Linked DNA regions of Mus musculus: region 1 is linked to region 2. A link is a loop called in an ENCODE intact Hi-C map of the cell type or tissue named here. Cell type or tissue: left cerebral cortex. All regions are shown on one strand. Links, peaks and the distances in the headings refer to the core of each region. The heading gives the core; the rest is flanking DNA.

The links. Hi-C counts contacts between places; a loop is a spot of excess contacts. Peaks named below come from ENCODE experiments on the same cell type or tissue, not always from the same donor. Only the 100,000 strongest peaks of a DNase experiment are listed, where the experiment ranks them.
Region 1: it touches region 2 in a loop (6-fold over the local background); 2 of 42 quality-filtered maps call a loop at or near these places.

Annotation. Positions count from the first base shown.
Region 1 is chr9:42,518,825-42,521,697 of GRCm38, forward strand. It overlaps Grik4 (glutamate receptor, ionotropic, kainate 4), which reads right to left. Exons shown (of 21, transcript NM_175481.5): 21 at 1,588-2,361. The coding sequence ends at 2,005. Among named protein-coding and RNA genes, the nearest start is that of Tbcel, 48 kb to the left of the region's middle. In left cerebral cortex, for the core only: a CTCF peak has its summit at 1,836; DNase peaks (open chromatin) are centred at 1,894 and 2,097; H3K4me3 peaks cover 730 bases; H3K27ac peaks cover 483 bases.
Region 2 is chr9:42,465,154-42,468,060 of GRCm38, forward strand. The region is part of intron 1 of Tbcel (tubulin folding cofactor E-like); the gene reads right to left. It overlaps Gm16322 (a long non-coding RNA gene), which reads left to right and starts at 1,350. Exons shown (of 8, transcript XR_001779127.2): 1 at 1,350-2,907. In left cerebral cortex, for the core only: a CTCF peak has its summit at 1,581; no DNase peak of the experiment used is centred there.

The DNA.
Region 1 (2,873 bases), core at 374-2,873, 54 kb after region 2:
AAATGAAAAAAGGCTTCAGAGTTACCAGCAAGGGGTCAGTTTAGGACCAGCAGGGCATCTCTTATATGGACCCAGAAGAATTAGGGTTACAACTTGGGCCCCGGGGTGGCAGCTCTAACAAACTATCCTGGCACAGACAGGATGCCAACTTACACAAAAGGCGGCACCAGGGGATTCAGCCCATCTTTAAAAAAAAAAAAGTCTTTATTTTAGGACATTCAGAACAGGAGCCACGTGAAATCAGCTCAGCTCAAGGTGGAGGTGCAGGAGGTGGGAGTTGGTGGCAGCTGTCTCCTCCCCCACCCCCACCCAGTCTCCGAGTTTTCTAAGTTACTATCAGAAATTGCATAGAATTTGCTTTCCATCCGAAAATGACAGCTCTTCATGGAATTCTGAAGTGGTGAGACCAAACCAAGGCCAAGTGGCTCCTTGGGAGCCTTGGCCCTCCCATTGAGAGGGTATTCCCATCAGACCTTGCAAGCCTCCTACTGGCAGGGCAGATCGGTCCGGTCCGAGATACCCTAGGAAAGTATTGCTGACTCCCAGGCTGCAGCAGAGAGGTCAAACAATTCACTCTGAGTCACACAAGGAAAACTACTGACCACACGGAGATCTGAACTCATGGTTCCGGTTCCTAGTTCTTCGGCCGCTGGTGGGCTAAAACCCTCCACTCTCTTCCAGGAACTAGGTTGTTGGCTATTTGCGGTCTGTTTCATAAACACATGCATATATGCTTAGGTTCTCACATGTATAGGAGCATACACACACACACACACATGCACACACACACACACATGCATGCACACACACACACGCAGGCACGCGAGCGTGTGCACACATGCACACACGCATACACACACACACACACAGTTGCATCCAGGTTTCATGTCTAGTACCAAAAAGTGACCCAATACATAAGAGCCTTGTGGGTAGGGCTTCAGAGGCAACTTACTACCAACTTCAGCTAAAAGCAGATCCAGTTGAAGAGTCTATCATACCCGTTGGGCGCCCTGTCTCTCACTTCTCTGAGTAGTGCCTTGCAATGGAAGTCAGGACCACCAAGGTGTGGGGAAATCACACACGCATACACATCTCCTTCTCCTTATACAATACTCTGCATGCTTTAAAGATTCTTTCTTCCTTCTGTTTTCAGAGATGAAAAGGGTAAAGAAAAAGAAAAACCAGATTAATCCTTAGAGCCCCGGGAATTTCAAAGTATCTCCAGGAAGGTTACATTCCTGTTTGTTTGCTTGTATGTTGCATTTAAAAAGTTTGTTTGATGGACTTTCACCCTCTCTCTATGCAGAGGGAGACTACCAAACACCAGTCACTGGGGGGGGGGGGGGAGGAGGGGGGGGGAGTCAGCACCTGAAACCCAGTGCACCTGCAACTCCAAAACCTAAGGGGGAGAGAGAGAGAGAGAGAGAGAGAGAGAGAGAGAGAGAGAGAGAGAGAGAGGTCAGACTTCCATCCCCAAGCACAAGACAAGGGAGCCTTAGAACAGAACCCAGAAGAGACAGGAAAGAAAAAGAAAAAAGAAAAAAAAAAAAACCATGAGAGGAAAGAAAAGGACATCAACAAAAATATACAAATTCAGAAAAGAAAACTTCCCTGTTGAGTTTAATTTTTTTTTCCTGTAAGAACTAGACCCAGGGTACAATGGCCCCTTCCTAGGGGGAATTCAACTGATGACACCATCAATTCTTGGACTGCTCTCTCGGCAGGGCCCCACAACCCAGAATCCACTTATTTGAGTGTGAGGGAAAGGCTCTCTGGGAGGAGATGGGTCCTTGTGCCCACGAGGGACAGCGTCTCTGCCACGTGGGTGCAGTGTCTCATCTCGGATAGGCCGCTCTGCCACAGGGCAGGGAGATCCGCCTCCTGCTGGGGCAGCAGGCTCAGATCGCTTTGTAAAGTCATTGAATCTTGAATCCGGAGAGAAGGAACTTGTAATGTTAGCCCTCCCGCCTCCCCGCCTGGCTCCATGGTCCTTCGCTGCTGCCACTACTCGGGCTCGCTGCTGTTGGTGGTCTTGTCCCACTCCAGGCTCTCCTCGCTGCGCGCTGGCGACGGTCGCGCCCGCAGGCCCTGGAAGCGGCGGCACTCTGGGCACACGCGGATGTGCGTGCAGCCTCGAGCTACTAGGGCGGCCTCCTGTGCCAGTCTCTGCGCCAGCTGGTCTGGCTCCCCGGCGCCACATAGCTTGCCATTGCTGAGCGTCGCTGTGCCTCTGGGTCGGCGCTCCTCCAGGACCGGGGGCTGGGGTGGCAGGCCTCCAGAGCGCCGCCGCCTGGGATGGATATTGTCCTGGCACAGGATGATGTTGCGCAGTTCTGTCACCATCTCCTGACACACAGACACCTGGGGGAGACAGCGGAGGTCACAGATAGCCACTCAGAACCAGCCTCCTGAGTCTCCTTGTGTCTATAGGCATGGAGTGATGGGAGGCTCTCTCTCATCTCCGGTGAGGAGATTAAATGACTTCTCCCCTCTCCTGCTTAAGGCTCAAAAGCCCCCCAACAGCCTTCATGTAACAGCTCTGCCAGATGATGCCCAATCTCTGGTCACCTTCAAAGAGCAATATCAGCATCTTGGGAAAGACAGGATGCCATTTTGACACATTCCCACCAACACTACGTCCTCCCACTCTGCTTAGCTTCTTCTACCACTGAGAAGTTCATCCGATGACCTCAGGGAAATTTGGATCTTGAAACTTACTTAGAACAAACACTCTCTTAAACATCAGTCTGCCTGGTATTTGAAAACATTGTCATGAACAGTTTGTCTTTAGTCCAAAGATGCTTGTGCCTTTTACCCACCATGCCTGATTGAGTTGTTTGAGCTGGAAAGGAACATTCTGGAAATACAGTGAG
Region 2 (2,907 bases), core at 120-2,619:
CATACATACATACACACACCGTGCACACACACACCGCACACACACACATTGTGTGCGCCGGTGTGTGTGTGCACTGTGTGTGTGTGTGTGTGTGTGTGTGTGTGCTCAGTGTGTGTGCTGTGTGTCTGTGCTGTGTGTGTGTGTGTGTGTGCATGCATGTATGTATGAATATTTTGAAACGTGTAAAATTAATCATCACTTCAGCTCACACACCTAAGTGGTTTAAAACAAAAAAAAAACCTTGGGTTTAGGAAGATGGCTCAGTCAACAAAGTGCTTGCTATGCAAGCATGAGTCTACCCAAGTTCCATCTTCATCTCACACACACACACACACACACACACACACACACACACGGGCTTGAGCTGACTAACCAGAGAAGGGTAAAGCTGGCACAGCCATGCCCCGGGAGCTGCCCCTGGAGGATGGAGGCCAATGATGGGAAAGGGCTCGGGCTGGGGCAGTCAGAGTTCTCCACTCTGAAGTGCACTTGACTGCTCTCCTCTCATGTCACCAGTACAGCCCTCAGCATCGCATCCAAATCTACCTCAGCCTCCGTTTTCAATGCTCTGCTCAGACCTCAGTGGCAGTTTCCTCACTGGTATCTCCCAACTTCCTGTGGTCTGTTCAAAGTAAGCCAGATGTATTCTTCAGAGTGCAGGTGACTTCCTTTCTCACTGAGAACGGAACCTAATTCCAACCTCAGGCCCTCTGGGCTCTGCTTTCTGCTCTTTCCCTCCCGCACTTCCTTCCTTTTACTTCTAAGGCTTGCCAAGCTCATTCCACCATTTGCTGATTCTCTGCCGAGTGTTTCATCTCTGTATCCAGGAAGTGCCTCAAATTTAAACACAGATGTCACCTTCTCAGAGGTTGCCTCTGACCACAGTGCCAAACACAGGCACAGCATCAGCATCTCTCCTTCTCTTCCACTCTACAGGGCACTTCTTGTGACCCGTTCGTCTCCACCAGTGAGGCTGTGTCACCTGGCTTCGTGTTACCCACAGCGGAGCCTGGCACACACCAAGTACTGGATGGTTGAATGGAAAACTGAACTTTGAGTGGACACGATGCAGAATCTACTGACGGTGAGATGAAAAGCAAGTGGATTGGAGAGGAACACAGTAGACTGGGGAGGAGAATTAGGAAAATCACTGGGAAAGCATTATTCTAGGAACAACCTTACCACTACCTGCAGTGGTACTTCCGGCCTCATTCCTAAAGATGGTTAATAAACTGCTAATCAACGTTTCACACTCCAGGATCTTTAGTTTTGAAAATGTAACTACTTAAATCTCCTGGGTCTAGGTCTCTCCTTCCATTCCCCTCCTCTCGCCCCATGTCTGTCTCTGTCTCTCTGTCTCTGTCTGTCTGTCTGTCTCTCTGTGTGTGTGTGTGTGTGTGTGTGTTTAATCTACTTAGAGAAAAGCATTGTACTTAAGAAGATGCCTCCAAGATGGCTGAGTGGTTAAGAGCATGTACTATTCCTAAGGAGGACTTGTGCCAGGAGGCTCATGACCACTTGTGACTTGTTCCAGGGGAATCCAATGCCCCCTCTGGACACTCCAGGCACCTGCACTCACAAGCACACACCTACACACAGGCATATATATTTTTTAAAGAGCATGCTTTATTTAGTTCGAGTTCATTATGATCATTAAGCAATTTGCACAAGTTAACCTCTCGATGCCTAAACCAACAGTAAAATGAAGCTATGCATTGCATCTCAGCGCCATGAACATTATGAAATAATGTTCGTTCAATGAAAGTATCTAGTTAAGTAGTTAACATATAGGAAGGAACTAATAGTTATTATTGGGAAGACCAAGAAGGGAAGTCATGGCAAAGGGGCCCCCAAGGGAAGTCAAATCACCGGCGTCCTTACACACAAGAGCTGAACACACAGCCAAGGTTAGCCCTGTGGCCACCAAGAAGTCGGGTGAACACAAAGCTCAAACACAAGGGTGGGGAAGCACTCAGAACAGGAGAGTGTCACTAACTCCGTCAAGGAGTAAGTCACACACAGTATGGCTGCAAAGAAGCCTTCAGAAACTCAGCAGATGGGAAAGGGAGGAAGCTGGTGCAGAGGCAGAAGTGAAGGACAGACGCAGGTAAGGAGGCCGACTGGAGTGTCTGCTGTGCTGTGCTGAGCTGGGCTGGGCTGGGCTGTGCAGAAGGGAGGGGACCGGAAGGTGGATACAGCTGTGGTCCCACCACAGTGGGCTGTGTTTATGAAGTTTACATTCTAGTCGCTGGGCAGTGGGAAAGTGAAAGGAGGGGATTAAACATGCCATTTTGATAGCAATCCTTTTAAAGACAGAAAAGCATCCTAAGTCCTTAATCATTACATCCCGGATCTGTTAACCGAAAATGGCAACTATGATAAGCCTGCACTCCGAAACCATAAAGAATCCCAGTGCTCAGACTGGGCTGGATCTGGCCGCCACCTCATCAACTTGACCAGGAGGACGTTAAGGCACTTGTCTTTACAGCAGCAGAGAACAGCTGTGTTTACCCTGCGCATGTGCTGTGTAGCTTGCCATTACTATCTCATTTAACTCTCACGACACTCATAAAAGGCACTATTGACCCCATTTGAGATCAGAAAACCCAAACAAGGCTTGGGTCATTTGACTAGTGACTGGCAGAGCCAGGATTCCAAGGGAGGCAGACTTCAAAGCCCTAAAATTAAGCCAGCCTGTGCAAATAGGGCACTGCTCAGTTCATTAAACATCATGCACTCAGAAATCCTTTCTGTGTACCTGCTAGAGTTTAAAGCATCATGCGAGGCTGGTGACGCTGAAATTTTACTGGGCAGAACAGCCATGGGCAGAGCACTAAGACATAAATGTCCCCAGCCCCACCCAGAAATTTTGGTTCAGGAAGCCCAGGATGGAGTCAGGAATCCATT